2 separate regions of the Homo sapiens genome follow, and region 1 is linked to region 2. The links are chromatin loops, found by intact Hi-C in ENCODE. Cell type or tissue: psoas muscle. All regions are shown on one strand. Links, peaks and the distances in the headings refer to the core of each region. The heading gives the core; the rest is flanking DNA. Region 1 overlaps C6orf89 (chromosome 6 open reading frame 89). Region 2 overlaps MTCH1 (mitochondrial carrier 1).

Region 1 (16,271 bases), core at 5,286-13,285, 51 kb after region 2:
TAACATTCCTCTGTGCTGTAGCTCCATTCTGACCACTGAATCTTGGAATCATTTCTTAAGGTGACTTTCTATATCTCTGTTCGGAATCATTTTGTATCATTTTTTGGTTTAATTCTTAGCATCTTACTTCCCAATATGTAGCTCTTACAATGCACCTTACACTTGCCCCTGTGTCTCAACAAGATTATAAAACCTTAGGGGGCCGGGACCATCTTCCTTTCTGGCCCAAAGTTGGACATCTGGACAAAAGCCCATCACGCACAGCCCTTGATGCTTTGCTCTGCTCTGGACTTGGGATGCCTGGAGACTGGCAGGCACAGAGGGTGTGGGGTGGCTGGGAGCTGAGCAGTATCTTCTGGGCCAGGACAGTTCTCTCCGAGGCCTCCTGAGCATGCAGTTAGGGCTGTACAGCCTCAGTTTTGTCCTCAGCCAAAAAGGGATCTGTGTTAGTGGAAGGAGAATGTGGCTGCCTCCACTCCTGTGAGCTGCCTGAGGGAACCAGATGGCAGGAGGGAAACAGAGCACCTCCAGAGAGCACCTCAGGGCCCAGCCTCTAGAAGGAACTAGGCATGGGTGCAACCAAATGAATGAGCTGTGTCCTCATCCCTCAAACCTAGGCCAAACAGGTGAAGAAAAGCATTGAATGCTGGGAGTTGTCAGCAAAGAGGATAAGGGTTAAGCTTGGGGCTGTGTGGATATCCTCTGGGTGATTTTTACAGAGGGTTCAGGATGGAATGGGGTAAGGAGAGGACTATGAGGGGGTCAGGCAGCAGACGCGGATGGTGTTTCCACACACTGAAGAGAAAACTGGGTGAGTTCTCCTCATTCAGCCACCAGCTATGGGCCTCAGCTTCTTCCCTATTCATAAGGAAGAAGGGGGTGGTCAGAGAATCTTCTGGGTCTAGTCCAGCTCTGCCATTGGTGGCTTGGAGGAGGGCTGTCCACAGAGGAGGGCAGAAGCAAACACTGGGGGATGGAGGCTGATGATAAGAGGGAAAGGGGACAGCAGCCCAGCGTCAAGTATCTGCTCTGTGCTGGGACAGAGCTGGGCACTTCGTCCACACCGTCTCACGTATCTTTACGCTGACCCCTTGAAGATGGCATTTATTTGCTGCATTGATTTAGGGGTGAGGAAACCAAGGAGCAGAGGGATTGGCAGAACCCTCCAAAGTCACTCTCCTGGTATGCCAGAGCTGGGATTTGTAATGAGGCTTCGGGTTCCCAAGTCCCCAGGCCTCCACGTTGGTGGGTGGGCTCCTGAAGAGCAAGTGGCTCTGTGTCTGGGTATGTGCCTGAGTGGCTGAAAAGGAAGGGGTTATCAAGTTGGTTTTTAGATTAGTGCTGTGTTTCTTATATTTGCTAGGTTTTTTTTTTTGTTTTTTTTTGTTTTTTTTTGAGATGGAGTTTCGCTCGTTACCCACGCTGGAGTGCAATGGAGCGATCTCGGCTCTTCACAACCTCCACCTCCCGGGTTCACACAATTCTCCTGCCTCAGCCTCCCGAGTAGCTGGGATTACAGGCATGCTCCACCACACCCGGCTACTTTTGTATTTTTAGTAGAGATGGGGTTTCTCCATGTTAGTCAGGCTGGTCTTGAACTCCCAACCTCAGGTGATCCACCCACCTCAGCCTCCCAAAGTGCTGGGATTACAGGCATGAGCCACCAAGCCCAGCCCATTTGCTAGGTTTTTGCTAACTTGGTTCTCAGTAATTTTCCTTAGTGGGGGTGAAAAATAAGGATTAAAAAAAAAAAAGTGAAGATAGAAAATGGTAGGTGGTTAAGAAAATCTTAGCTCCTGATTAGCACAGAGTGAAGAAAGGGAAAGTCAACTGGAGGTCAGGAAGGGAAGTACAGTTTCAGTTGTTTACCTGTTGAGGAGATACCTCAGTTACAACAGAGTAAAGATGGGGGCGTTTCATGGCAAGTACTAAATGGGTTGCATGAAGCAATGCTTTTAAAATACAGTAAAATGTTAACATTTGTTAAATCTAAGTAGTGGCTACAGATACTTTTGGAATTAATAATGTACTCATATTTTACAGAAGCAAACAAAACGTCTGGCCAGAGGCAGAAGTACAAAACATATAAAAGAAATGACATGGCAGATACACAAACATATGAAAGGAAAACAGTGAAAGGAAGGAACATGCATGTGATTGATGAGAGCCAAGTCCAGAAGAAAATGTAATCCAAGGAACAGGAAAAAAAATTCCCAGTAGTAGTCTCAGCTATAGAAAAATGTAAAAAAAACATGAATTCAAGAAAGTAGGCACTCAAAGCTGAAACAGATGAAATAACAAGGAAAGAAACTGACGGCACTTCTTCAAAACTCATACATGAGAAATAGCAAGAAAATGAACAGATATGGCTAAAAATCAATCTGATATCAAGGAAAGGCCTGAGATAATCATGGTGAATGAAGAGAAAAGAGACATGCATTAAAAAGAGAGATAGCTATGAAAGGTATAAAAAATATCAAGACAATGAAAAAAAGAATAAAAATAGAATTTAAAACAGAAAACCTAACACATGAAAAAGAAAAAGTATTCATCAAGAAAATACAAGACATCTTCCCTAGAATGAAGAATAGAATTGCACCTCTAAAAAGCACACTTTGTTCCAGGAAAAACTGATAAAGAACAAGAAAGAACTATTCAGACATATAGATTTAAAAAGAGAAAGAGAAAGGAAGAAAAGAAAGAAAAAAAAGAAAGAAAAAGCCAAGGGAATATCTCGTTAGAGGGTATCCTCTTAGATGGGACTCTTCGGCTGGCCTCAGTGTTGTCCCTACCAACAGTCAACACCAGATGACAATGGAGAAATATATCCAAATTCTGAGCAAAAGAAGGTGTGATGCAAGAATATTTTATTCAGCCAAGGTGTGCACAACTATAAAGACCACAGAAACATTCCCTAACGCAGAAAATACAGAACTCATGAGCCATTCCTGAGTCATTCCTAACGGTGCAATTCAGCCAATCAAGAGTTTGTTTGTTTGTTTGTTTGTTTATTGAGACGGAATCTCGCTCTGTTGCCCAGGCTGGAGTGCAGTGGTGTGATCTCTGCTCTTTGCAACCTCCGCCTCCTGGGTTCAAGCTATTCTCCTGCCTCAGTCTCCCAAATAGCTGGGATTACAGGCGCCTGCCTCCACGCCCAGCTAATTTTTGTATTTTTTATAGAGATGGGGTTTTGCCATGTTGGCCAGGTTGGTCTCGAACTCCTGAACTTAAATGATCTGCCCGCCCAGACCTCCCAAAGTGCTGGGATTACAGGCATGAGCCACTGTGGCTGGACTTCAATCAAGAGTTTAAAAATAACAACTCAGAAATGAAGAAGCAATGGCAAAAATACTGGTGGTGAGCCACAAAATCAGTTTAAATATAAAATGAAGGCCGGGCGGGGTGGCTCACATCTGTAATCCCAGCACTTTGGGAGGCTGAGGTGGGCAGATCACCTGAGCTCAGGAGTTCAAGACCAGCCTGGCCAACAGGGTGAAACCCCGTCTCTACTAAAAATACAAAAATTAGCCAGGTGCGATGGTGTTTGCCTGTAATCCCAGCTACTCAGGAGACTGAGGCAGGAGAATCGCTCAAACCCGGGAGGCAGAGCTGCAGTGAGCTGAGATTGTGCCATTGCACTCCAGCCTAGGTGACAAAGTGAGATTCTACCTCAAAAAAATAAATAAAAATAAAATAAAATGAAGTCCCAGCTACTTGAGAAACTAAGGCTGGAGGATTCTTTGAGGCTGGTGAGAACAACATAGTGAGACTTTGTTTCAAAAAGAAAGAAAAAAAGACTGTGGTGAGAATTAAGGTTTCAGAGCAGAAGGAAATGCATAGACTTTAAAAACAAAATCAATATAGGAATAAACAAATTGAGGAGAAAGAGCAAGCTATTTCCTTATCTTTAGAGCCTTGGATTATGCCATCTAAAAAGGAAACCTTATTAAGAACAATTCTAGTTTCTTAATGTTTCTCATAATATTAACTTCAGGGAGATCTTTTGGGAACTACTAATTTTTGTGGGGAAGAAACATCTACTTCAGTTTCTTTTTCTCCTGTTAGATTCACATAAAATTAGATTCAGAACTTTTCTTTTTAAAATAGCATTTTAATATAAGCATTTCTATTTAGCATTCTACCTAGAAATACCTTAGACATACCTAGAATGCTGTTCACCTAATGTTAGTAGTTATCTCTGGGTGGTTTTTGGTTTTTTGTTTTTAAGAGACAAGGTCTCGCTCTGTTGCCTGGGCTGGAGTGCAGTGTTGCAATCATGGCTCACTGCAGTCTCAACCTCCTGGGTTCAAGCGATGAGGCTGAGGCTGGGACTACAGGTGTGCGTCACCACACCCAGCTAATTAAATTTTTCTTTTTTTTTTTTTTTTTTTTTGTACAGACAGGGTCTTACTATGTTGCCCAGGTAGGTCTCAAACTCTCGGTCTCTCCCCTTGGCCTCCCAAAGCACTGGGATTACAGCTGTAAGCTACCGCACCTGGCACTGAGTGGAGGTTTCCATAAGATCACCCAAACTGTCTTCAGTTCTTTATAATAAGAATGTATTATTTTAAAAAAAATAATAGAGTCATTATTCTGAAAAAATAAGATTGGTGAAATGTCTGTCTTCAGCATGGTGTCTAGAGGCTTGTCAGTTTGATTTAGTAAGAAAGCCTAAAGGACATGTGTCATGTCACAGGAATGTGCAGTAATAAGATGGAATTCAAACTAAGCAAAAATTCATACTGAATTTCAAAAACATCATGGGCTAGGAATTATAACTTCTAATTAAAACCGCCTGGATGCAATTTGATCTATGGATTCAATGCAATCCCAATCAAAATCAAACACAAGCTATTTTGTGGATATCAATAAACGGATTCTAATGTTTAAATGAAGAAGCAAAAGACTCAGAATATCCAACTTAATACTGAAGAAGAACAAGGTAGAAGACTGACACCACTCTGACTTCAATATTTACTATAAAGCTATAGTGATCGAGACAGCGTCCTATCAGCAAAAGAACAGACAAATATATCAAAAGACCACGAGAGAGAGAGCCTAGAAACAGATCCACATAAAGATACTGATTTTTTTTTTTTGTTTTTTGAGATGGAGTCTCGCCATGTTGCCCAGGCTGGAGTGCAATGGCTCGATCTCAGCTCACTGCAACCTCCACCTCCCAAGTTCAAATGCCTCTCCTGCTGCAGCCTCCCGGGTAGCTGGGATTCCAGGTGCCCGCCACCATGCCCAGCTAATTTTTGTATTTTTAGTAGAGATGGGGTTTCACCATGTTGGCCAGGCTGGTCTCAAACTCCTGACTTCGTGATCTGCCCGCCTTGGCCTCCCAAAGTGCTGGGGTTACAGGTGTGAGCCACCGCACCCAGCCAAAGTGTTGATTTTTGACAGAGGAGCAAAGGCAATATGCTAGAACAACTGGACATTAACATGCAAAAAATGAATCTAGACATAGACCTTATACCTTCCATAAAAATTCGCTCAGAATGAATCTAAATGTGAGTATAAAATGTAAAAGTATAAAACTCTTAGAAGTTAACACAGGAGAAGGCCCTAGATGACCTTGGTTATAGAGGTGACCTTTTAGATACAACACCAAAGGCATCATCCATGAAGAAACCAATGATAAGCTGGACTTTGCTGAAATTAAAAACTTCTGCTCTGGAAAAGACAATGTCAAGAAATGAGAAGACAAGCCACAGAACTCTTAAAACTCAATAGTAAGAAAACAACCAACCAGACTATAATAAAAAAAAAATGAGCAAAAGATCTGGAATCCTCACCAAAAATGATATATAGATGGTAAATAAGAAAACATGTTCAACATCGTATGTCATTAGGGAATTGCAAATTAAAGCAGTAAGGTGTTACAAACCTATTAGAATGGCCCAAATCCAAAACACTGACACATGCTGGTGAGGCTGTGGAGCAACAGGAACTCTCATTGCTGGTAGGACTGTAAAATGGTACAGCCACTATGGAAGACAATTCAATGGTTTCATAAAAAGCTAAACATACTTAGGCCGGGTGCGGTGGCTCACACCTGTAATCCCAGCACTTTGGGAGGCCGAGGCGGGCAGATCATGAGGTCAGGAGAGCGAGACCATCCTGGCTAACACGGTGAAACCCCGTCTCTACTGAAAATACAAAAAATGAGCCGGGCGTGGTGGCGGGTGCCTGTAGTCCCAGCTACTCAGAAGGCTGAGGCAGGAGAATGGTGTGAACCCAGGAGGTGGAGCTTGCAGTGAACTGAGATTGCACCACTGCACTCCAGCCTGGGTGGCAGAGCAAGATTCCATCTCAAAAAAAAAAAAAAAAAAAAAAAAAAAAAAGCTAAACATACTCTTACCATATGATCCAATTATTGTACTCCTTTGTATTTAGTTATATGAACTGAAAACTTCTGTCCACACAAAAACCTGCGCATGAATGGTTTTAGTAGCTTTATTTACAATTGCCAAAACTTGGGAAGCAAACAATATGTCCTTCAGTAGATGGATACATAAATTCTGGTATATCCAGACCATGGACTATTATTTGGCACTAAAAAGAAATGAACTATTGAGCCATGAAAAGATGTTGAGGAAACTTATGTGCCTATTACTAAGTGGAAGAAGCCAGTCTAAAAAGGCTACAGGCTGTATGATTCCAACTATTTGAACATTCTGGAAAAGGCAAAACTATGGAGACAGTAAAAGATCTGTGGTTGCCAGGGGTTAGTGGGGAGAGAGGGATGATCAGATAGAGCATAGAGGATTTTTAGGGCAGTGAAACTACTCTGTATGATACTATAATGGCAGACATATAACACAGGACAACATACATTTGTCCAAACCCATATAGGATGTAAAACACCAACAGTGAAGTGAACCTAATATAAACTATAGACTTCAGGCGATAATGACCTGTCAACGTAGGTTCATTGACTGTAACAAATGCACCACTCTGGTAGGGATGCTGATAGTGGGGGAGGCTGTGCACATGCGGGAACAGGGGATATATGGGAACTCGCCGTACTTTCCATTCAATTTTGCTGTGAACCTAGAACTGCTCCAAAAATTAACAAACAACAAAAACCCCAGCCTGGACGTTTCCAGGAATTAGGATGGTCCAGTAGAGGAGGGGCACAGGAGATGAGAAGGGGAAGCAAAGGAGATGAGGCTGGAGTGGTGGCCAGGACTTCTCCTGTGGGCAATGGAGAGTCACTGAGGAGCAAGGAAGGGAGGTGACCAGACATCAGGGCAGCTACATGGATGGTGAATTGGGATGGGGAATGTGCGGCGAGAAACCAGTGAGGTAATTACTGGCAGAGTCTAAGAGTGAAGCAAGCTCTTAGACAGAGACAGCAGCAGTGGAGCTCGATATGTGATAAGGAGGCAGGATTGTCCTGAGCTTGGTCCTGGTCAGAAGTAGAGGCTAAGAAAAAGGAGAGGAACCCCTTGCGGCTGCCATAGACTTTTTGGACATGGTGATGTAGAGGTGCTTTGGAGTTGGCAGAGATGACCTCCCATCACGTGGATGCACAGGGCTACTGCTCAAGTGAGAGGTGTGGGCTGAGCATAGACTGGAGGTGATCTGCCCATGGCTGGAGGGTGAAGCATGGAGTTGAGATATCCCAGGGAGAAACTGCAGGCAGAACCATAGGAGAGACCAAAATTTCAGAGACAGGCAGAAGAGGACGATCCTACAAAGGAGACAGAGTAGGAAGAAGAGGTCCAGGAAGGGGTAGTGAGTACCACAGAGGCCAAGGGAGGGAGGGACGGGTTCTCCACAAGTCAGTATCAAATGCTATAGTGGGGTGGAGAAAGAAGGGGACTGAAAACAGGCTATCTCATCATGTTTTAACAGGGAATCAAGCCCTTACCCCCCGCCCCGTTTTTGGGGAGGGCTGAATTCCAGTTTTCAAGCAGGTAAATGAACAGAATTGTGGAAAGGAATAATATATCTTATTCCTGAATAAAATATATTAGGGTTGGAACAAACAAGAATGGACATTTTGTAAAAACAAGTATTTTAAAGTGGACTCCAGACTTCTTGACTTATAGCCCGACTAATCATTTAACAGGATGTGACTTACCATCAATAAGACAACAGCAGAATAAATGACAGCACACCCACGCCACGGAGTATTAACCATCAAGAAGAAGGGACTGGAGCCCTACCAGCTGACCTGAAGAGAACTCTGTGAGGAGTTGAGTAAGAAAAGCAGGACAAAGAAAGGGCCTGTAATATGATCCCATTTTCGGTAAAGCAGTAACAAAACCTTGTTTATGATTAGAGAGCATGGAGGAAATTATGGAAAAATACACGGCAGAGTATGGCTGTGTATATATCACAGTTACCTGACTAGGAAAAGGGGTGGGGTAACATGGGGAAGAGGAAGGGGCAGCAAGTAACAGAGAAAAATTAAACAGGAGGACACTTAACAGCATATAAAAAATGGTCATATTTATGCATTTATATGAAAGTATATATATATATAATGGCTAAAAAATGAACACACACAAAAATGTCTGACTGAAATCCACCGAGTTAACTAAGTGCTGAGAGCAGCCTGTCATCTGGGGGCAGCTGGGGTGAGCCAGCAAGGGGCCTGGAGTCCCGCACACATGCCTGGCCGTCCTGCGAGAACCAAGGACGCCGTGGGTGAGGCATCACTGGGAGGGCATCTGGGCTGTGTGCAGCAAGCTGGTGAGAAAAAAAAAGGCGTCCAGGGGCTCACCTGCATTCTGGGTGAAGTGCACAGACAGGGGAGGGTATTAACAGGGGGACTGAGATTTGAGAATTCATGGGAATAGCAGATGAGAAGCCGCTGTGGGTAACGTCTGGGGTGCGGAGAAAGTGGAGGCTGTGAATGCAAGGACAGTGCTGGGTGCAAATGGTAGAGACCAAAGCCAGGCGGGCACAGAGGAGCCCCACAGGCCGGCCTCATGAGCGAGATATGGCTAGAAGTCTCTCATGTCATGGGAGAAGGGGAAACAAGAGAAAACTGGAAATTAAAGAATGACACCAACAAGAGGAAAGTTCTTATCAACCAACACTTTTAATTGCAAAAAGTAAAAACCTTCATTACAATAAACTTTAATTTACATACATTCTTCACATGGTGGAAGTCTTTACCAGTTTGTAGTATCCTGCACTTGAACACATACTAAAAGCTCAAGCCATTCAGAGCCGCTGTGGCTGTGACAGCTGCCTGCCTCCCTCTGCTCCCTGGGACCATCCAGGGCCACCACACCCTGCTCCCGGAAGGAGAGCTGCAGCTGACCCTGGCACCTGTCCCCGATGATGGCGGGAGCACTGCGCTGAGTCCCTGTCTTGCCTGTGACTCCTCCTTCCCCGACCCTCGGCATTGGTTACTGACCCTTCCCCAGGGTGGAGGTGAAGGAAGGGAAGACTGCAGCCAACATTTTTCTGAGGGTAAAACTGTGGAAAGAAGTATGGAGGGAAGCCTGTCTGGATAAGATGGGGCTTTCTGGGAATGTCATGTGTCTGCTGGCTCCTGTCACCTCCCTGGAAGGGTCCACAGTGCTGGGGGGTTGCAGTGTGAAGAATGGGATGCTACTGTGAGTAAGGGTGGCTGCACAGGTGAGCCCCCTGCCCCAAGGAGCTGCTGTGGGGAGCGATGGTGTCAATGAAGCCTGGCACAGAGAAGATGTCCCAACTCCCCAGTTTCTGTCTGAAACTCAGACCTCGGCTGGGTTCCTTTCTCCACACAGTGCTTGCCGCCATGGCTCATTCTTGGATTGATGGCTGCTGCCTGCCTGACAGACACACTAGGCAGAGGCGGAAGGGTCTCTGGTCCAGCCCTGTCAAATCCTGACAGTTCCAGGCCTCCACTTAGTTATGTAACATTCCTTCCCTCCACTAGTCTGAAAAAGTCTGGACATTTCGCAGTCTCCAGGGAGAGGAATATGACAGATGTATTTGGCACTAATGCTTAAATTATGCAGGGCAGGGAAACCAGAGACACTGAGGGACCTGGACAACAGACAAGCTGGCTGAGGGTTTCTCTTCAAGGCCAGCATTTAGTCACACTGCGTCCACGGTGGGTGGACTTGGATGTGGTGCACGAGAAGGAGAGCACCTGTCCGTCTCCCTGACATGCTTCTGGAAGAGGCTGCTGGGGATGTGGAGACTGGGGGTGGGGAGGACAGGGAAATGCCTGCTGCTGGTGACACAAACACATTCCCGGAGGCTTCCGTGTTTCATTTGCTACAGAGCTGTCTCCACAAGCGCCTTCACTCTCCTAGCTTCCTGACCCTGCCATGCATCGGTTCTGTACACAACATCTGCAGGTCCAAATACAGAGAGAATTTCAGCCTAAAGTACAACTTTAAAGCATATCTCTGACACTCCCTTCCTTCAACAAATTGTAGTGGGTGATGGGTCACCACTGAAAGGTAATGAGTGTGGAACTTGTATACTCAAGAGAGCTTTTCCTTCATTGTCAGGAGAGCTCAAAATCCTAAGAGGCCCTTCTGTTTATAACTGATTCTCGAAAGGTAGACAAAATTGCCTCTCTCTGTGCAAACAGACATGCGCCTTTCTCTCTCTTTCTCCTATAACCTGGCTTTCTCCTTTATGGACAAGGAGATGCAAACATTTGCTTTGGGGTTTGAACATTCACTACGAAAGTGACTGGGTAATAAGCAAACTCATTCCAGGCTGTATTAAAATGACTGAGGCCATCACCTGCAGCTAAGAAATGTGAGTTTTTGTTTTAAAGTAAGTGTACACTGAGTCCTATGCTGGGTTTTGGTAGAAGGGAACAGAAAACCAAGAATTGAAAAACAAGTGATGTAAACTCCAAGGGGACCCACAACTGGAATTGAGCAGAGTCCCTCCTCTGTCACACATCTGGAAGAATGTGGAGACAGGAAAATGGCTGGACACAGTTGTGTTTCAGCTACATTCACTCTTAAAAAGAGTTTTCAAATGGGGAGGGGAAAAGTGAAAGGATTTTTATAAAAGTCATATGGTTAGATTCTTTCCTCCTCCACTTCTGTCCAGCAGAGTTTTAAAAACAAACCCTGCGGAGTTCCTGGCTTGCTGACCCCCATCCCTGGGTTCTCCCACCCCAACGGAGGCACATCTGAGTCAACGACATCCACAGCTGTCTTCTTCGGCACCATGCCGTGATGCCGCAGGAAAATGATGTGCTATGGAACCAGCTACCTACCTGCCAGCGGTTAACTGCTCTAAGCCTCCACTTATTTACTTGCAAAATGGGGATCTAACACCTACTTTACAGGATTGGGTGAAGATTAAAGGAGATCATGTATATCAGGCACTTTGTAAACTGGAATGTACTAGACAAATGCTATTATTCCTTTCTCTCAGAACATGAGCCCCCCCAATCTGCTCTCCTCTCCTCCCCTCCCCTCCCTTCCCTTTCCCTCCCCTCCCCTCTTCTTTTCTCTCTCTCTTTTTTTTTTTCTTTTCTTTCCTTTCCTTTGACAGAGTTTCGCTCTGTCGCCCAGGCTGGAATGAAGTGGCACAATCTTGGCTCACTGCAATCTCCGCCTCCCCGGTTCAAGCAATTTTCCTGCCTCAGCTTCCTGTGTAGCTGGGATTACAGGCGCCCACCATCACGCCTGGGTAATTTTTGTATTTTTAGTAGAGATGGGGTTTCACCCTGTTGGCCAGGCTGGTCTTGAACTCCTGACCTCAAGTGATCTGCCTGCCTCAGCCTCCCAAAGTGCTGCAATTACAGGTGTGAGCCACCATGCCCAGCTTGAACCACTTTTATTTTATTCCTTCTCTTCCCTAAAAAAAATTGAGGATAAGCTCTGCCTTTTTTCATCAACCATAATAAGTATGGTATCCATTCACTACTTGACTGCTGGAGAGCTCAGGACATTTGGACAGAATGCTTCAAACTGGGGCCAAAGTAGCCTGTCTCCTCAGAGAGCTGACTTCTGGGCATACGCATCTCTGTAGTGGGAGGCCACATGAAAGTGAACCTAACTCATGTACAGAGGTCATCGCCATGTCACTTCCTAGTAAATGCTCAATAAACTTGTAAACCACCCCCTCTCTTTAGAGCCCTACAGTTTTGTTCTTATTGTGGTGGTGGAGGTGGGGAGTTGGTTAGGTGGTCTTATCGTCACCCTGCAGCCCCACTTTCTCATCCTGACAACCCTCTTTCCCACACCGGGTCATACAGAGGGACTTTTGATGCTTCCAGCTAGATGGCAGGGGCATCCTGTGGCATCCTGCTGTGCAGGGCCTTGATCATCAGAAAGGGACTGGCTGGCAACCCCTAGCCACTCCTGTCGCTCTGGCCAGTAGTAGATTCTGCTTATCAAAATTAACTTGAGAAGTTGAACTGCTTCTGTGTATGTAGAAAACCCTCTTTGGAGAATTTTCCCCTAATACAAGTTTACATTCAAGTCTGAACTGGGTAGATTTTAAGTAAAATGAGTAGTATATCCATAAAAGTCTCCACTTATCTTCTGCTACAGTCATTTTTTGTTGAAGTACAAAATGGGACTTAGGGGACTTTCCCACGGGATGCCTCAGAATACCAACACATGCAAGGGTTTCTTATGGACATTTAAGATGTGAAGGGCAAGAGTGAAATGGGGAAAGGAATACAGAGTAACTCACAGAAACAAAACAGAGATCTCAGTAATCAAAATAGTTGCTTTGTTCCTAAGAAACCCTCTCTTTTGTTAATGGGTCTGATTTTTAAAAACTCTCAGAGGCCTCTAAAGCACTTGTTTACACATAGCCCTTCCCCATGTACAGCCAGGGTAAGGACACTGCAGAAGGCTGTAAAAGCTTGCACAAAGCCGGCCTCCAGATGATCCCTCTGACTTAAAACCTCTTAAATCATAACTGCTTAACAACATGACTTTCATACGTACACAAGTTTTGTTGTTCCTGTATTCATCCACACAAGGGGTTGATTAAGAAAAAATTCCCTCAGGTACAGTTCATCGGAGTTTCACTGAAGCCCGTGGAGGAGGCTCTGATGTTTCTATCCTGAGCTCTGTGAACTCTGCTTGTCCTTTGCAAGCCCATAGACAAACAGGCCATTCAAGTGCTCAATGGTCCCCACTGCTGTTCATGAGACCCACAGAGAAAGAGGGCCTGAGAGATGAGATGCAGGCTCCTCCAGGAATGAAGAGGGCTTCACAACCATCTTCACTCGTCATTGTCTGCCTCTGATCCATAATTCTGACATAGACACCTACTGCATCCTTTGATTTCTGCAATTCAGAACCAGAGGCCAAAGTGTAGTTTGCTTTTTCTTCATCTTGGCAATGGCATGACCAGTGGCCAGCTATCTAGTGGTGTCAATAAAAGAATAATAAAGAGAGAAAAAAATAAAAGGAACAGGAAAAGAACATCCTTATTTACACCATTTGATTGCTACCTACTAAAAGCACTTAGGAGAAAACAATGCACATAGTGAATCATCCAATCAGAAACACACAGCTTTATATTATTACAAAAAAGAAAAACACCTCACCTTGTCTTTGTTTCGCAGCACAGACAGAAATCATTTTAAGACAGAGGATCACATAGGCAGTTGTACACCCAGCTGACAAACACTTTGGGTCTGGATTTCCTCCCCCAACCACATTACATCAGCTTTGACACATCTGTAAAACATCTTCTCTGCAGAAAGTCAGACCCTAAAGATCAAACCCAGGGAGGCACCCTCTCCCCAGGCCAGCTACTCTAACTCATAACCCTCTGAAGACACTTGGTAAAGGCAACACAGCTGACGAGAGCAGTGCTGCCTCAGCAGTAGTGGGCTCTGGCCCCGCCAAGGCAGGGAGGACTAGGGCCGAGCTTCTGAGAAGCCATCCAGATAGGCAAGGGAGAAGGGGAGGGGGTGCAGTGGGGATAAAAGAACCTGATGAAATGGAAGAAAGCATTACCTTGGGAGTTACCATTTTGAATTATTATATAATCAGACTCTAGCCTGGCATCACGGAGACTCCAAGAGCCACGGACAATGGGAAAGAAGTGTACTTCTTGAATGCAATTCAAAGTTATCTGAACTTTTTTCACTGTTTCTAGATTCCACTTTGCTTGGGAAACTACAAGAACTTCTTTAATCAGCCATGGCCTTCCAAAAAGTAGAGTGATGTGGCAGGCAAGACAGGGACAAGCAGGCCCACCTGGTAAAGGATGGCTCTGACATTAGAACCTGTTGGCTGCCCTCTCCACTGCCAGGGAAGGAAGCTGGCCATGCAGGTGAAGAAAGGCACCAGCCCTGTTTCCTGCCTGAAGGGCAGCATCAAGGTCATAGTGTCCAAAGGCCCGGAAGAGGTCAGTCTCAGATGGGTGCTGGCAGAGTCCTAGCCAAGTGGCCAGGCTGAATCCTTCCTGAGCCACCTGCAGGAAGAGTCAGGAGGGCGAGGCTCTGGCCACTGCCTTGCAGCTCACAGCTGGTTCACACATGCATGCAAAGGGCAGGTAACTAAGTAACCAACCCCCAGAAAGCAGTTTCATCGTTTTTGTTTTTATTTTTCCCCTTTCAACCTGGTTTTCGGCTCTGGAAGCTGTTCCTGTGCACAGTTCTATTTCCTACAGTTCTGAGAAAGCGGTTCCATCGCAGATGACCAAAGGCTGGACCCCTCTGGCTATAACGTAGACCTTCCAGTGGGTGGTGTCGACATAGCCTTGAGGGGAAATAGCAAGAGGAAGGCATGTAAATGTCAGAGGGTGGGCACACCTGTGGGCACGAGCAAGGCAGGTCTGCCAGAGCTGGCCCTCAGGGTGCACTGCAGAGTCAAAGACAAATCTTTTTCTATTTAATTTAGTTTCCTTTTTTTTCTTTTTCTTTCCTTTTTTATTTTTTAAGAGATAGGGGTCTCACTATATTGCCCAGGCTGGTCTTGAACTCCTGGGCTCAAGTGATTCTCCTGCCTCAGCCTCCCAGAGTGCTGAGATTACAGGTGTGGGCCACTACACCTGGCTTAAAGACAAATTGCTCTGAAAGTCTTCTGGCACTTCCTAGCATAAGTATTCCTAGTTATTATCAGTCCTCTTTAAATGCTTTATCACCACCCCTCACCCAGGGAACTGTGAATCACAATTCAGCAGGCTTACAAAGGCAGGATGCTCTAGATGAGGCTGCTGTTGGGCATCAAGTCTCAGCTTTTACAGCAAGAAGACAGAATGGATTCCGAGGGGACACAAGACCTACTAGCCAATTTTCCTGTGTCTATCTATAATGTGGTTTCATTACAGAACATCCAGATTAACCTAAACCTAAACCAGCATTGCCCAAATTGGGTTTGGCAAACAGTAGTGTCCTGTAAGATATTCCAAAGAAAATAGGTTCCATGGCCAAGTAAGCCTGAGAAACACTAGGTTTCCCCAAGGCTTTTCAACATCTTTGATACACTAATAATGTACTATGCATCAACAAGACAGGCATTTCCCAAAGTCGACTGACTCGAGACCCTACTTGCCAAGGGTCTTTTCAAAGGCCTTCTGGTCCCACCTGTGGGGTCATGAGTAATCTGAAGAATCGTTTAGGAAACACTGACCTATCATTTGAGTGGGCTATGAAGGTAAACCTAAAAACTTCAACCTTTCAATAATCCCCAGTGATGCTGAACATCATTGTGCCTATAGTTTACAATACTTTTAAAAATTCTTTTTTTCTTTCTTTTTTTTTTTGAGACGGAGTTTCACTCTTGTTGCCCAAGCTGGAGTGCAATGGCGCAATCTCGGCTCACTGCAACCTCCACCTCCCAGGTTCAAGCAATTCTCCTGCCTCAGCCTCCCGAGTAGCTGGGATTACAGGTGCACACCACCATGCCTGGCTAATTTTTTCTATTTTTAGTAGAGACGGGGTTTCATCATCTCTTGGCCAGGCTGGTCTCGAACTCCTGACCTCAGGTGATCTGCCCGCCTTGACCTCCCCAAGTGCTGGGATTACAGGCGTGAGCCATCGCGCATGGCTTTAAAAATTTTTAATTCAGTGATTTTAGAGACAGGGTCTCGCTTCATTGCCCAGGCTGGAGTGCAGCGGTGCAGTCATAGCTCACTGCAGCCTCAAATTCCTGGGCTCAAGAGATCCTCCCAACTCAGCTTCCTGAGTAGCTGGAACTACAGGCGTGTGCCACCACGCCTGGCTAATTTTGTAATTTTGGGTAGATACAAGGTCCTACCATCTTGCCCAGACTGGTCTTGAACTCCTGGGCTCAAGCAATCCTCCTGCCTTGGCCTCCCAAAGTGCTGGGATTATAGGTGTGAGCTACCCTGCTCAGCCCCTAACAATGCTG
Region 2 (16,271 bases), core at 1,220-9,219:
CTGCTTGAGGAGTGAGCTGGAATGAAGGGCGTGTGGAGGTGTGAGAATTAGGTGGGTGTGGCTGGGATGGGTACAGTTTTGATGGGGGTCATTAGGCCAGAATTTTCCAGTTAAGAAGCTTGGGGGGAGGAAGGTAAAAATTGAATTGGAGACCCATCCAAGATTTGAGTTGAGGCAGGTGGGTGTCAGATTTTACCATCTTTATAATTGAACCGAGAGAATGCAAAATACAACTGGAATGAGAAGGCCTTGAGAATGAGAGTAATTGAAATCTGGGATCCGAGGAATGGTAATAGATTTGTGGGTGTGACCAGGAATATGACAAGGAATGAGGAGATTCAGTCAGGGGCATCAAGGTGCCTGACTAGACCCTAATTGTGACAGATTTGAAAATTGTTGATGGCGGAAGGTGTAGACCAGACTGGCATTTGGTTGTGATTTGGGAATGAGGGCTGTCTTACAGGGTTAAGATTGTATTTACAGCAGTTGAACTTGAAGTTTGGGAGATAAATTGGTGCTTTGGACCTGAGAAGTGAGGGTTCTGGAAACTGATGGAATGAGACTGAGTGAGGGCTAGGATTTTAGGGCACAGGTGGGAGAGTCTGTGGAGTGAAGGATACTGGAGCACAAGGGCTCAGTGTGAGGGAAATGAAGAAGTGGCTTCATCATTTGGATGATGGCAGATCTGGTTTGAAAGAACATTGAAATGAGGGTGGTTTGGGAAGGGAATGGGGGAATGAAGGACACCAAAGCGTGAGAAGAACTAGATGGTGGGCAGGTAAGGATGGATGAGCCCTGTTGAAGGACCAGAGGTGCCTGTCTGATTTGAACCCAGCTGGTGTTGAGTGTAACATATATTAGGGTAAGATCTTCAATGGGTATAGTTTGGGAATCAGAGTAATAACTTGCAGAAAGGCAAATTACTGGGAGTGGGGGTGTCAGGAGTGGAGTGACAGATTTGGGGATTGTCTAGATTAGGTGCGTAAGAATGCAGTGCCTTAGATTAGTGCATGTGGCTGTCAGGTTTGGGAGTCGGAGATTTTAAGATGACAGACTGTCCCTGCTGGTATCTGATATAGGGCCACAGCATTTGCCGTAGTTAGGACTGGGTTAACAGATTTGAGGTTGAAATTGGGTTTAATGACTTGGGAACAAATAATTAAAACTTGAAGGCAGGAGGAATGGGGGTGAGATACAGCCAGTGTGCCTATGATAACCCAATAGAAGTTAAGAAAATAGATTCAACAGATTTGGGAGCCATGGGGATATGGGATAACGTTACAAATTTAAGTATGAAATTGGGGTCAGTGGGACTCCCAAATAGTGTTGACTAAACTGGATAAGGACAGCAAAAGAGCAGTTGTGGCGATTTGGAGTGGAGGAATAAAGGAATACCACCTGTATTTAAGAGAACACAGATCAAGACAAAACTTAATTCAGAACAACCTTGGAGCTTTTAACCCAGAAGGGAAAAGGTCTAGAAGGGAAGTACTCACTGCCTGGGTCAGCTGACTCACCCCTTTCCTCCTTTGCTCCACTGGGTCAAAATTTTTTTCTTTTAAAGACAGTCCCCATCATAGAGGAGTTTTTAAATTTACAATCATTAATCTGTTAGGCATCTCAGAATCAGATCCATAGGAGATAGCCTGAACTTTGAAAAGCACTTGCTTGATAAAGGCAAAAGGGGACAGGGTTGATCCCAAAAAGCACTGGAAGCATACCTAATCCAGTTTACAAGGTAGCGCTTTCTAACTTGCCACTTCTACTGCCTCCCACAGCTGCAGGCCAAATCCTCTCCCACATGTCAGAGGAATCGCTCTGGTCCATGGGCCCAGCTGGCCTGCTTAGAGGGCACAGGGCTGGTATCCTGGCCCCTTGCCAAGGGAGGAAGGAGCCTTCTCACTCCCCACCTAGGTGCTGGTCTCCTTGACACCTTGCCTCCTCCCTGGCAGCAGGGGCTCTCACCCCTCGACAGAGACTTCCTGCTCCTCACATGGATATGGATGGTCCTTCACCCACCCGCGGGTTTAATAAATATTTCAGGCTGGGCGCAGTGGCTCATGCCTGTAATCCCAGCACTTTGGGAGGCCGAGGCGGGTGGATCACCTGAGGTCGGGAGTTCGAGACCAGCCTGACCAACATGGAGAAACCCCGTCTCTACTAAAAATACAAAAAATTTGCCGGGTATGGTGGCGGGTGCTTGTATTCCCAGCTACTTGGGAGGCTGGGGTAGGAGAATCACTTGAACCCGGGAGGTGGAGGAGGTGGAGGTTGCGGTGAGCTGAGAGCACGCCATTGCACTCCATCCTGGGCAACAAGAGTGAAACTCCATCTCAAAAAAAAAAATAAATAAATAAATATTTCAGATATAAGAAGCATCTGTACAGCAAGAACTATCATAGCCCTACAGAAATGAGGGGGTCGTTTTGTCACAGGGATGTAGGGTGATTGAGGTGAGAACGCAGCTAAGGATATGTTTGAGGAGTAGCTGGAATTTGAGGTAACAGTTTGCTAAGCCTGGGAATGGGAGGAATAGACATGGAGGTGTCTGCAGTAGATTTGGTAAGAAATTTGAGTTTGGGGTGCACTTTGGAATAGATGACTTAATGGCTGACCTGTCTGAGGTTTGGGTATGATGTATTTTCTTATTGCCACATTTGGAATTGAGGTTGGAATGAAGTTTTTCATCTGGAGATGAGAATAACTGAGATTTGTTCTGAGATGGGAGTAGGGTTTGCAGTACATACAAATGGAGGTTTCTCTACTGGGAATATTTGGGATTTGAATGTAAGAATGTTGGGGTGTGGGTGTGACTTGGATTGTGGTTGGACAGTGTCTGGGACCAGGCATTTCTGTTGATTGGGAGTTTACGTGCTGCCAATGGTTAGAGACACTGACGAGCTTTCTGGTATGCTTTGATGGGGAAAACATGAACAAGAGCCACATTAGAATTTGTGGGAGAAGAGTTAAGCAAAGGGGGCAAGAGGTGTGAGGAGAGGTGGTGAGGCTGAATCACCACGAGACTCTGAGCGTCCCTTTGTCTTTGTTAATTCTGAAGGTGGGTCATGAGCCGATGCCCCCCACCCTTGGGACCAATGTGCTGGGGAGGAAGGTCCTCTATCTGCCGAGCTTCTTCACCTACGGTGAGTGTGCCTCCCAAGCAGGAAAGCCCACACCAACAGAAAAGAGGCCTCAGGTGGGGAGCAGGACCAGCTGGCCCCGGGGAACTCACTGCGCAGCATGGCACGCAGTCGAGCTGGCATGGAGGAGGGGATCTAAGCGTGTACAGAGAGGACATGGTGTCGGGGTGCGAGCAGGTGAACCATACAGCTTTGGTCCAGCTCCTCTGCCTGTAGCTGCCAGCTGCCAGCCCAGACAGCAGGAGGGGACAGACACAGGTGCCTGAGAGAGGAGCCAATCTAGGACACTGGTCCCTATTATTTCTGCTGCCCCGGGTTGTGCCTGGAACATGCGTGGGGGTGATTTCCTTTTGTCCTGTGAGCAGCCTGGCCCTGCTACTCCAGCAGGAGGCCCGGGGGGTCCTCTTGAGTTTTTTTCTTTTATCCCACCTGGGTGTCTTGTTTCCCCTGCATTCCTCAGGCAGTGAGTGGTGCTCACTCACTCTGGTGTCTCCATCTGTTGGTTACAGAATGGTGTGCAGTGAATTGCAGCTTCACTTCTGTGTGCTGCGTGAGTTTGGGTGGGCCACTTACCTGCTGTGGCCTGGCTGCACCCCTTGTCTGCAAAGTAAGGTCAGCTTCTCCTGCCCAGGCCTTCCTGCAAGCTCCCCAACTGTCATCAAGAAGCCCACCTTGCTGCCTCTGCTGCCCATCACCTGGCCCACAGGTGCCGTCTGGCCAGGGCCTTTTCATGTTCACCCTCACTGTCCCTCTCCCAGTCCCTACCCTCACCAGATGACCATGATGAAGGCCTTCTTTAAATGTGCCCTTTTTCTCCGTGTTCACAGCTGGAGTTCCATTGCAGGCAAATCCCCTCCAGTTTCCTGCACCTCTGCTCTTACCTGTTTGGTTGTCTAGAATATTCTCCAGAATCTATCTTTCTGTTGAGTAACTTGGGGCTTGGCCTCTGTCTTACCTTTTCCATTTCACATGCTGTTGGCAGAATTGGGTGTCATATTTCTCTTCCAGTTTTGTCCCTGTGTTGTTGAGTGCAGAGTCTAGGGCCAGGTGGAATGTGTCATCTTGTGAGGAAATGTGTTTGTGTTGTTTTTTACTTAAAAATTGTCAGCGTAGTGGAGAGGGGAATGACAGAAGTAGGAAGGCACCCCACCATTGTGTAGTGAGGCAGTATACAGAGAGGTAAGGCAGCCGGGGCAGATGGCTGCGGCCCTGCACGGGGCTTTTTCTGGATCTGGTTGCACGTGCTGTGTTCTGAGAGGCGAGGTTAGAGCCCAGATCATCTCTATTCATGTGACACAGCCATTCCCAAAAGGACTTAGAGCAGAGGGAACTTGACCCCCATCTTAACTGTCTCTTTTGAGGATGAGCAGAGTTCTCAGGTGTGCCCCCAGCCTGGTTTATATAAATGTAGCTTTAATCTAGGTGTGAGCAGATGTCTGTTGGGGATCTCTGGACACCAGGCCTACTCTGGAGTCAGAGAGGGGACCCGCCATTTGGCTCTCTGGTACAGTGTGGACAGTGTCTGCTCCTCTACTTGTCATGGCTGAAAGTACTGCAGCTGTCATGACATTCTCTGGTGTAGAAGAAAGAACTTCCCAGAGGGTTTCCTGGCACTGCAGAAAGACCCAGAATGAGGGAGGCCCTGGGACCCACAGAGGCCCCTGCAGGCATTTCAGCACGCCTCCCTCCGCTCTCACTTGTTCCTCAGTTCTCTCAGAAATGGAGAGAAATGACGGTCCTTATTCCTTCTTTTTTTACAGGTGGGCAGATGGAAGAGGGTCGATGTTTTGCTCAGGATCACAAACAGAGGTCCTGAGGCTCCCTCTCCTCACTAGGATCCACCCTCCCCCAAAGCAAATTTTCCTTTTGCCTGTTCACTCTGTGAAGAGGGCTCCTTGCCAAGTCACCCAGCATCCCCTCCCCTCCTCCTCCTCTCCTTCCAGCCCACCCTCATCTCAGGCAATCACATATACAGGTAACAGGTGTTCTCAGCCTCATGAAAAACCCATGCTAGCTGTGACATTGAATTGCTGGGCTGGCAGACATCTGCGGAGGAGCAAAAGGCATATTTGCTTCTTCCTGCCTCTGCGCGGTGCCAGAGAGCTAAAGTCATGGTCTAACAGGGGGAGCATGCTGTCTGAGAGAATGTTCTGCTAGCTTCCAGATGCACAGGTTTATAAAAATACCACCCTGCCATTTAAAACATGTTTAAAATGTTGATAGAAAACAATGAATCGTATCCTTAGAAAGACAGACCCTAGTGAAAGAAACACTAACTCACACAGGTAGGGTCTAGCTTCCATAACATTTAAGTTTATTCTATGGAATTGTTCATTGGTGCTCCTGTTTTAGTTACTTCTCCATAGACTTGTTTTTCCCTTGACTAATCAATGCCATCTGGTGCCAGGTGGTATCCTGGGTGTAGCACAGTGACAGGGTGGAGACTGCCCTGGCCGTGGCATGTGCAGGGGGCGTTCTTGAGCCTGTCTTCTGGGAGCCCTTTCTTTTCCTTTTTCCCTCCTTTAGGTTGAAGACTTCATCATTCCCTGCGGGCAGTTTCTCTGTTTTTCCTATTTTCTTTTCCTCAAGAAAAATGTAATTTTTAAGTAACAGAATTGTTTTCTGTGTTGCAGCATTTAAGTTGCTGAGTTGAGAAATCATGGCTGAGTTTGCCAAGTAAAGTTTTTAAAGCAAAAAAAAAAAAAAAAAAAAAAAGGAGGGAGGGAGGGAAGGAAGGAAGAAAATATATGAACTTGTTTGTCAGAAATACATTTTGAGGCTTTTACTAAAAGAAATGGGCTAGAAGACATTTGGGGGTTAGGGCCTGACTGCTTCCAGGTCCTGGACAGATGTTACCTTCTGTGCCTGTAGTCAGCAGTTACCTGAAGGACAAGCCGAGCCTGGTCTGGGTGTGTGTGACCCAGGAGTGGGTGCCCCTGAACTGGGTGTGACTCCTCTGCCACCTCTGTTTTCTTACAGCCAAGTACATCGTGCAAGTGGATGGTAAGATAGGGCTGTTCCGAGGCCTGAGTCCCCGGCTGATGTCCAACGCCCTCTCTACTGTGACTCGGGGTAGCATGAAGAAGGTGAGCCCACACAAAGCCAGGAACAGTCGCCCGAGGTTTCCTCATACTCCCAGCCACCCCTGCAGCAGCCAGTTACCCTGGTCTTGCCTCCTCCTTCCCAGACCATTGGGGGCTTCACTCCAGCCCCATGGGGGAGCTCCCACCCCACAGTTCTGCTTTCCCACAGCTGTGACACCAGATAGTGGCTTTCTTTTCCCCCCAAGCTCCAGACCTGGAGGTTACCTGAGGTGGGCCCAGCCAATAGACACTGCAGAGGAAATATTTGGAGCTGGTTCCTGCCGCCCAAGTCCCCGAAGAGTTCCATGGAAGAGGCGTAGCTGAACTTGGTTCTTTCCCTTCTCTGTTTCAGGTTTTCCCTCCAGATGAGATTGAGCAGGTTTCCAACAAGGATGATATGAAGACTTCCCTGAAGAAAGTTGTGAAGGAGGTGGGTGTTGAGAGTTGGAGAGGGAGAGGTGCGTGGAGGGGAGCCTGATGATTTCTCACCCCCAAGTTGGGCGGGTCATTGACAAGTCGAAGAGTTGGGTCCTTGTGTATGCATGGGTGGGATGGTAAGGGAAGAAGCCCTGGCCTGGATGTGCCGGGAACCCCGGAAAGCCTTCTCAGCCATTGTTGGGCCTAGCCTGGGACCCGACAGCACTCCTGGGTGGGGGACTGGGGAGTGGGCAACAGGTGGAGCCATCCTTGGCAGACCGACCCCATGTGCAGTCCCTGGGACAGGTTTCTCCCTCCTGAGCACTTGTAGCTCCCCTCGAGGGCCAGTTCCAGAGACAGGCCGAGGGTGGCGAGTCCCCACCCCATGCTCTCTTCCAGACCTCCTACGAGATGATGATGCAGTGTGTGTCCCGCATGTTGGCCCACCCCCTGCATGGTAAGCCACCCCCCTTCCCCCGAGACTGTATCTAAGCTGGCGTCGGGGGCGTGGGGTGAGGGGCGCCCCCTCGTGGACTGTACATAGACAGCCGTAGACCTGTTGGGAAGTGGTAGTGGGGTTGGGGGTATTCTACTGGAACCCACCTCACTGAGGAGAGATTGGAATTCTTTCCAAAGGGAGGTGGGGCTCTTCCCAGGCAGTAGAAATGGCATGCTGTGGTCATGGGGTGTAACAGGGAATCCGAAAGGCCCTCTTCCTCTCCTGCTCTCTGAATAGGCCACGTTGTTCAGTGGCCACTCTGCACCTGGCACCCGGTGGCTGGAGCATTATGAAGTGTGGCCCACCACATCACCTGTGTGTGTTTTCTTTTTTTTCCTCAGTCATCTCAATGCGCTGCATGGTCCAGTTTGTGGGACGGGAGGCCAAGTACAGGTGGGTAACTCTTGGGACTGGCAGAGTGGCCCTGTTACCCTTTCAGAGTCGGCCAGGGCAGGCCGTGCTGGGATTGGTTGCTGCACCTTTTCTGCCCTAGTGCTGTGTGAGTTCAGCCTGCTGCCTGGCTTCTGAGGAATGTGGCAGTGGCTTCAATAGTCTGTCCAGGGTCATTTTCTCTTCGTCATCTCTTATCAAGGGCAGCCCTAGATGAGCCTAGATGCCTTTGCAGAGGGGTGAGTGGGATTGTAGTCAGCTTGGATTAGGATTTCTGGCCCCAGAGCTGATTCTGCCACTTAGGACTGAGCTGGGGTCTCCTTTTGGACTCCCGAAGTAATGCTCTAACGATTTTTCCGGCCCTCATAGGCTGATAGCTCTTTTTATCCCCTATGAAGAAGCCATCCACCCCATGGGCTTGGGGCTCATCCCTTCCATTGTGTACCAGACCCTCACCTAGATCTGCTGCGTGCAGCCCTGGGTAGGTGCCAGGGGCATATGTGTTGACACGGAGGTGGGTCTTGGAGGCATGTGTGAAGGACACACCTGGGTTGCCCTTCCTCTCTTAAGATTCTCATTTCCTGGGGTCGGTGTTTTTTGCAGCTGTCCTGCGGGGCCACCATCCCAGGAAGCTCAGCTGCCATGGTGCCTCATTTTGGGGTCATTAATGGGAAATTGGCCCATTCCCCTAGACTGATTATGAGGTTGGTAGTTGGGACCAGAAGGGTATAATCTGGCCACCACTGTTCTGAGTGGTGGGGCCGGGCCTGGCAGGGCTGGGATGATCTGGGACCGGGGCTACCCAGGGCTTTGCCTTCCACTGGCTCCCTCTGTTAGTAGGTTGTTATTGAGCTTCCTTGGCATTTCACACCCAAGAACCCACAGCCTGTCCTCTCATCCAGCTTGTCCTCTCATCTCTAACAGGGTGCAGTGGCCAGGGCATGAGTCCCCGGCTCCCTGCTGAGGAGTGCCAGATGTCTTCTCCTAGGCTGGTTCCAGTGCCTCCTCCTGCAGGGCCCTGTATTCTTTCTCTGCCCTCTGGGAAAGTACTTCTCTTTGCTTACTACCCCCTCCTACTCTTACTCTTGGGCGGGCCTGTGGGCTCCTCTGCTAGAGGGTTGTTTAACCAGAGATAAGTGTGAGGGCCGGGTAAGAGAAGGGCCTGCCGCCTCTGCAGCAGTGGCCCAAGTTAGGAGATGCATTCCTAAACTCCTATCTCCCAGAAAACACCAGTAGAGGACTGCTAGTGGGCTGCTCCCATGGGTGGTTGGGCTTCCCCAGTCTCCATGAACTGTGTAAACTCCTCCTCACCCTGAACAAGCGCTCTTTGCCTTTCTACTTGGTTCTTCATGGTAATAGTCCTCCCCATCCCTGCCAGGACTGGCTGGATTTGAGCAGAACTGGTGGGCTCAGCCCCACACCAACGGGTGGGCTTCTGGTAGGTGACTGCATGACCCTGTATCTCTGTCTTGCCTTCTTCACAGTGGTGTGCTGAGCTCCATTGGGAAGATTTTCAAAGAGGAAGGGCTGCTGGGATTCTTCGTGTACGTGAGTTTATACACCCCATAACTGGCCACGGGCATGGCTCTGCTAACAGGTGTGTCCTCAACCTCTCAGACCGCAGCTGCTGGCCTGGGACTTCACTACATGGCCCTGCCCTAGCCTGAGTGCTGCAGCCAGCTCTCCAGAGCTCCATAGCGTGTCCAAGCTGCTTAGCCCTTTTCAGGCCATGGCTCATGTAAAAGTGGAACTGTGTGTCTAGTACATGGGGGAGATGAACTGACCAGCCCCACTGGGCCTCATCCAGTTGTGGTGGGTGTGGGGCTGGTCTTCATGAGCTAAGTCACTGCATAGTCCTTGGCCTCACTGCTAAAACATGACTGAAAATCTGACTTGGACTGAGGGTGGAGCTCTGGAAGCTCACAGGCTGACCACAGCCAGTGGATTCTGTTTGACATTGCTTTTCTGACAAATTAGTTGTTGCCGTTAACATTTAAGATATGTTGCACAAAAATCCACATGTCTGGCATCTCTTGAAAAGCCAGAAAATCTTGTCCTGCTGAGCGGTTCTTTCTGTAGAGCATCCATCGGCCAGGACCCAGGACCTGCTTCTTTGGCAGGGCACATGGTCTCCGAGGGCCGCAGACACCCTGTACTTCGTCACGTCACATCCAGTGTACTTCACCTCTAAAGAAAGCACATACTGAAAAGACTAAGTTCAGAAAGAATAAGGTGCAGACAGAAGCCAGGCTTGATGAGTTGTATTTTGATTTGCCGTTTTAAGGTCTAGGCAGTGACATACATGCTGATAAGTATGTCACAAACGTGGTAGACACATGGTATACAACAGTATCCGCTGTACTAGATACAGGGCTCCATATTATTCATAAGAAGTCTTTATATCATGGTTTTCCGGTTTGTGAGATGTTTTTTATTTATGGCCCCTTGTTTAACCAATTAGTGACTACTTGTAGGTGCATGTGTGTGTATATGATATAGAAATATATATACGGTTCTCAGCAGGAGGTGATTTTGCTCCCCGGGGAACATCGGCAGTGTCCGGAGACATCTTGTGGTTGTCACAACTGGCATCTAGTGGGTAGAGGCCAGAGACGCTGCTAAACATCCTACAGTACACAGGACAGCCCCGCAACAAAGACTTATTCAGTCAGGTGTCGTTGCTTGCATCTGTGATCCCAGTTAGTTGGGATTAGTCTCAGTGGTTTCTGCAGCTGTCAGGAGACCAAGGCGGGAGGATTACTTGAGGCCAGGAGTTCAAGACCAGCCTGAGCAACATAGTGAGACTTCTGTCTCTACAAAAATGTTTTTAAAAATTAGTTGGCCGTGGCGGCATGCACCTGTAGTCCTAGCTACCCGGGAGGCTGAGGTGGGAGGATGGCTTGAGCCCAGGAGTTGGAGACTGCAGTGAGCTATGATTGCACCACTGCACTCCAGCCTGGGTGATAGAGTGAGACCCTGTCTCTTGGGGAAAAAAAAAATTATTCAGCCCAAAATGTCAATAGTGCCAAGGTTGAGAAACTCTGATTTATATTCACACACACACATATATGTATGTGTAAGTATTTATACATACATATATTTGCACATGTACCTGGTAACAAACCAACATTTGTGACATACCTATCAGCATGTATGTCACCGCCTAGACCTTAAAACAGCAAGTCAAAAAACAACTCATCAAGCCTGGCTTCTGGGTTCTGTCTGTGCTTTATTCTTTCTGAACATAGTCTTTTCAGTATGTGCTTTCTTTAGAGGTGAAGTAAGTTGGATGTGAGGTGACAAAGTGCAGGGCATCTGTGGCCCTCAGGGACCATGTGCCCTGCCAAAGGGGCAGCCCCGGGACCCCAGCCAATGGCTGCTCTACAGAAACAGCCACCCATCTTGAAACACTGCACATGACCACCTCTGGCATTTTTCACACTGCGTAGTTCTCTTCTGGTGTTTGAATAGGATTCCCGCACAACAGATGCCTACTCTTTGGGTTCTTTCTCCCCATGTGATTTTGGAACAGGTGATACTCATACATGTTACAGTGCATAGAAAGCACCAAAGGGTATAGCACAAAGTCAATCTGAGCACAGGCAGGGACGACAAGATTAGAAATTGCATTCACAGAGGTTCCTTTTATTAATACTCTTCATAGATGTATTACATATATTCTTTTGAGTTTTTCAAATATAAGATTTTTTTTTTTAATTCAAAAACAAAAATTCTGCTTCTCCTCCCAGGAGACAGCCATCCTTCTCCTGGCGAGCCTCCCAGGGCACTCTGTACCTAAACAAGCAAACACATTGTAAAAAACACAAGAGGCACATGGGACTCACTGACCTCAAACTGGCCTTTTGCCCTCAGCACTGCATCTTGGGGAACCTTCCTTAGCAGTTTATAGAGCTGTTTATCCTAAAGGCCATCACTTAAAAAGTTAGCCCTCCTTGTAAATGCTTGCATAGAATCTTTTTGATAGAATATTTTCAGGGGCAAAGAGAACAGATGCATTGAGCAGTGTGTCTTCTGAGAGTTGGTTAGGTAAAGAGGCCAGGAGAAAATTACCAACACGTCGGCACTCTTATTATCTGCATTTGGAAATTCCAAATTTGGCAGTATTCACATCTTGATCCCTGGCTTCTGTGGTTTGAAAACTGCTTGAGACTATTAGCTAATTTATGGCATCCAAAGCGGCATAGAACACCTCCCCATGGGAAAAGGAGCACTATCTTCCCAGTGTGCATAGCTGCTGGACCCTGCAGGCCTCCTTTCTAAGGCTGTGCCATTGGATATGCTAAGATTTTGAGCTCGGAACATCCCTGCCTGCTTCCTGGGTGTGGAGCCCCCAGGAACTGCTCCTCTCCCTCTCCTGCTCATCTCTGCTTACCTTGTTTTTTAGTGGATTAATCCCTCACCTCCTGGGCGATGTGGTTTTCTTGTGGGGCTGTAACCTGCTGGCCCACTTCATCAATGCCTACCTGGTGGATGACAGCGTGAGTGACACCCCAGGGGGGCTGGGAAACGACCAGAATCCAGGTTCCCAGGTTGGTTGGAACAAGGACTTGTCCTTCTTTCCGTGTGCTGCTGATGCCCAGGGTCTGGGACAAACTCAAGGATTCTGGGATTCTCAGCATCAGGCCGGGAGGGTGAGAGAGGACCTCTCATTATCCCTGGAGTCATCTTTGTCTAAGGGGAGAACGGCCTCAAGAGGCGAGATTCCAGATTAGTACCCAGACCTGGGAGGAATTAATGGAATGCTTGTCCCTGGGCGCCTTAGAAACAGACCCCAGCTTATCTAAGGCTGCTCCGAGGCAGTGACCCAACTAGGGCTCAGGAAGTCAGAAGATAGACCAGCTAATAGTGATCACCTCTTGACCTTTGTGTCACGTCTTTTGCTTTTTAAAACCCTTTTGTGAACGTTATGGCCTTTGATCTGACGGCATCCTAGTTGTGAAGGGAACAGGGCAGGTATAATGTTCGTTTACCAATACAGAAATCGAGACCCAGAGATCACAAATTCTGGAGAGGCTCTGGGCTCTCCAGAGTCACTCAGCTGGAACTGACAGGGCTGGAATTAGATCCCTGGCCAGGCCAAGGGTGCATTCCTCTGAGTTTTTTCAGATCTGCTAGGAAGTGTACAGTCCGATACACCCTCCTATTTTGTTAGCTGTGGTCTACACAGCCTAGTATACATAGACCTTTCAGCAGGTCGGGTCAGGCATAGGAAGGCCTGGTCCTTCTACACAGCACTTGTTGAGGAAGGCCATCCAGGTACCTGAGGGGTTGACTGGTTCTGCCTGAACCAAGATAAGAGGTAGGGAGCAGCGATGGCTGGGAATTGCAGTGTCCAGACATTCTCACAGTGGGGATCACCTTCAAGAAGGATGGCATTCCTTCTTGAAGTGGCTTTCCCTCCCAGGAGGCTAGGAGGGCCTGGGGACGTGTCTGCCAGAATCACCTGGGTGGGAAGGGGGTCATGTTCAGCATGTGTGTGTGTGTGGTACATGTCTGTTCTGTGTGGTGAGGAGTGCCCCATCCCAGATGGGAGCCTCTGCTTGCAGGGAGACTGGCCACTTGACCTGGGCAGGTGAGTCTTCACTGGCCTTTCGATGTAAGCAAATTAAAGTGGCTCCATAGAGACCCACCCCATCTGCAATCACAGTGGTACATTCCTGCAGTTCTGCCCCTTCTCGGGGGGCCTTGTGGGTGGGTAAGCTGCTGCTGTCACATACAGAGCAAGGGTGGCCAGGAGTGCACCGCTAAGTGGTTTCTCATCTAGGTGGGCAGCTGTCTGACCAGAGGCTGCCGTGCTTACATCAGCAACAACAGCAGTCAACAGATTTGTCTAAAGTGTTTTTCGAGTGCTTTTCTGTATGTGGCTTAAAGGCCGAGGTGAGGCTGCCGGGCTGTCAAAGCCACTCAAGCAGACATCTGAGCAAATCTCTGACCAAGAACCCAGGCCATCGATCTGGTGGGATGGCCGCTCCACAGGAAGCTGAGGGTGGGGGAGTCACCTTTCCTCACTAGGAGCTGTTTGCTTCAGCAAAGCAGGATTTGAGGAGTTGGGGTCTGAAGGGGGAAAAGCTTGCTGAGGTGGAGGTGGCGATAAGCCTGGACTTGCCCTCACCTCACCCCACAGGCCAGGATTCGTCTTTGGGTTTCAGGGTGCATGTCTGTCTTAGCACTGACTGCGTGCCAAGCCCTGGATGTTGATCAGGCAGACACGGGCTCAGCCCTTGAGGCTCACAGTCCGGTGGGTTGCACAGGCAGCGGCAGCTGATCCCTCTTACCGGGTCTCCTTCTCGGGACTCCCTTCAGTCCACTTACCCCGTTTCTGCCCCCCAGGCCTTCTCTGGGCAGTGACTGTGAGGGCTGACAGGAAAGGCATGTGCAGCGTGCTTGTGAGGAGCTCAGCACAGAGGGTGGGGTGAGGGCATGTGTTGCTGAAGTCTGCATCCTGAGGTGCCTGTGGCAAACCACTCTTCCCTTCTGTCTCCTCAGTTCAGCCAGGCCCTGGCCATCCGGAGCTATACCAAGTTCGTGATGGGGGTAAGTTGTGCCAGCTGTCCTTCCTTCCCACTGCCTTGCGGACCCAAGCGGGGCCTAGGAGGCCAACCCTGGTAATGGCTGGAGGCAGGTCTTGGTACAGGGTGTTGGCGTGGTGTGTCCCTGCTCCCTGGGCCGGGGTGGGTCACTGGCACTCAGGCCTCTCTGGGTTTCAGATTGCAGTGAGCATGCTGACCTACCCCTTCCTGCTAGTTGGCGACCTCATGGCTGTGAACAACTGCGGGTAGGTGTGCGCCCCTCTACTTGCCACTCTACCTACCAAGGCTGTGGGGTGGGGGAGACCCACCGAGCCCTTCCAGCACTCTGCCCCCTCCCACCTGCTCTGTGTGTAGGCTTGGCCTGCCAGGCACCCTGGCTTCCGCTGGGATTTCCCAGCACCCCCTGGGGTAAACTGTGGTGTCAGGGGTCAGGGTGTGGATGGGTGGTAGCCTGAAGGCATTCCTTCTTGAAGTGGCTTTCCCGTGGCTGGCTGTCTTCCACTGTTCTCTGCATCTACACTCTCCTTCTCCGGCAGGCTGCAAGCTGGGCTCCCCCCTTACTCCCCAGTGTTCAAATCCTGGATTCACTGCTGGAAGTACCTGAGTGTGCAGGTGAGCAAGCACTGGACGGCGGAGGCCTTTCCTGTTCTTTGCTACATCCTTCAGCTGAAATGGTTTTGTGGATGCTTCATTGCATGCAAAGATAAGTGGTTTCATGGAATTCAATATTGTGAGGAGATACTTGGTATCTATAAGGCATTTAAGTTTTCATCTTACATAATTTCAGAAAGGATTTGAGGTGGCTAAGTGTGGGTTTATTTTAAGATTATACATCAGACAAGACCTTTTCTTCTTTGAGTCTTAAAGACTCTTAGGATAAGGATAAGAGAACTCTGGCCCAGGTGGCAGGTGGTAAAGCCCAAGAACTGCTTCTCCTTCAAGTAACATGGGCTGAAAATTCGAGGTCTGTAACCAGTTGAGCTGAGTTCCTGGGTTGTTAGGGCGGCTGGCATTGGAAACCGACTCCTCCCTCCTGCAGGACATTCCTGGGCCCAGGAGAGCCTGTGGGTGGGGCTGGGCCACGTGGGGAACTGGCAGCAGTACCAACCTTGGGTTCTCGTGTTCTGTACCGAAGCTACCTCTCCGTAGCTGGAGCTCTTGGGCCCAGCAGTCAGGGGTCCAGGCTTTGGCCGAGGGCAGAACCTTGCCTTTTCCTGGCCTTGATTTGCCTCGCAGTGAAATGGGGCAGTGGCCCGGAGGGAGCCAGAACTCTGAGTGGCCTCGAGGCTGAGAAGAGGACAGATGGGAGGGAAGCAGGGAGGAGAGCCGCAGTTCTTCCCAGTGGCCCTGGTCAGCGTGAGTGTGTCTCGTCCTCCCTATGAGCACTGAAAGAGTCCTAGACCACTTGGGCTCTGAAGCAAGAGGGGCAATGAGCCTCCTCTCTAGGGCTCTCCTACAGAGTAGCCCCAAAGACACCCCTGGGCAGGAAATGAACCGCTCCCTTCTGCTTCAACACAGGCAGATTCTGCCCTCCAGGGATGTAGGCCGAGGCCGTCCACCCCGGAGCTGGGTCTTTGAGCTCCTGGACCCTTCTTTGCCTGACACTGGCCTTCCTCTCGGAGGGACAAGGAAGCGTGGCCTCCCTTTCACTCACCTTACTTTTCCTTCTGGTCCAGGGCCAGCTCTTCCGAGGCTCCAGCCTGCTTTTCCGCCGGGTGTCATCAGGATCATGCTTTGCCCTGGAGTAACCTGAATCATCTAAAAAACACGGTCTCAACCTGGCCACCGTGGGTGAGGCCTGACCACCTTGGGACACCTGCAAGACGACTCCAACCCAACAACAACCAGATGTGCTCCAGCCCAGCCGGGCTTCAGTTCCATATTTGCCATGTGTCTGTCCAGATGTGGGGTTGAGCGGGGGTGGGGCTGCACCCAGTGGATTGGGTCACCCGGCAGACCTAGGGAAGGTGAGGCGAGGTGGGGAGTTGGCAGAATCCCCATACCTCGCAGATTTGCTGAGTCTGTCTTGTGCAGAGGGCCAGAGAATGGCTTATGGGGGCCCAGGTTGGATGGGGAAAGGCTAATGGGGTCAGACCCCACCCCGTCTACCCCTCCAGTCAGCCCAGCGCCCATCCTGCAGCTCAGCTGGGAGCATCATTCTCCTGCTTTGTACATAGGGTGTGGTCCCCTG

The links. Peaks named below come from ENCODE experiments on the same cell type or tissue, not always from the same donor. Only the 100,000 strongest peaks of a DNase experiment are listed, where the experiment ranks them.
Region 1: a loop joins it to region 2, with 1.9 times the contacts of the local background. A loop is called at or near these places in 29 of 110 quality-filtered maps.

What each region holds. Positions count from the first base shown.
Region 1 is chr6:36,921,733-36,938,003 of GRCh38, reverse strand. It overlaps C6orf89 (chromosome 6 open reading frame 89), which reads right to left. Exons shown (of 9, transcript NM_001286635.2): 9 at 9,040-14,657. The coding sequence ends at 14,563. Among named protein-coding and RNA genes, the nearest start is that of PI16, 25 kb to the left of the region's middle. In psoas muscle, for the core only: no CTCF peak of the experiment used is centred there; DNase peaks (open chromatin) are centred at 8,643, 9,263, 9,773 and 10,093; H3K4me3 peaks cover 932 bases; H3K27ac peaks cover 3,661 bases.
Region 2 is chr6:36,968,460-36,984,730 of GRCh38, reverse strand. MTCH1 (mitochondrial carrier 1) reads left to right here. Exons shown (of 12, transcript NM_001271641.2): 2 at 3,059-3,143; 3 at 6,120-6,226; 4 at 6,576-6,653; 5 at 7,040-7,097; 6 at 7,481-7,532; 7 at 9,014-9,073; 8 at 11,935-12,079; 9 at 14,037-14,084; 10 at 14,258-14,325; 11 at 14,617-14,692; 12 at 15,757-16,271. The coding sequence ends at 15,828. Among named protein-coding and RNA genes, the nearest start is that of MTCH1, 9.6 kb to the left of the region's middle. RefSeq lists an enhancer at 3,403-4,003. In psoas muscle, for the core only: CTCF peaks have their summits at 3,615 (motif pointing left), 5,245 and 7,222; a DNase peak (open chromatin) is centred at 5,220; H3K27ac peaks cover 1,968 bases.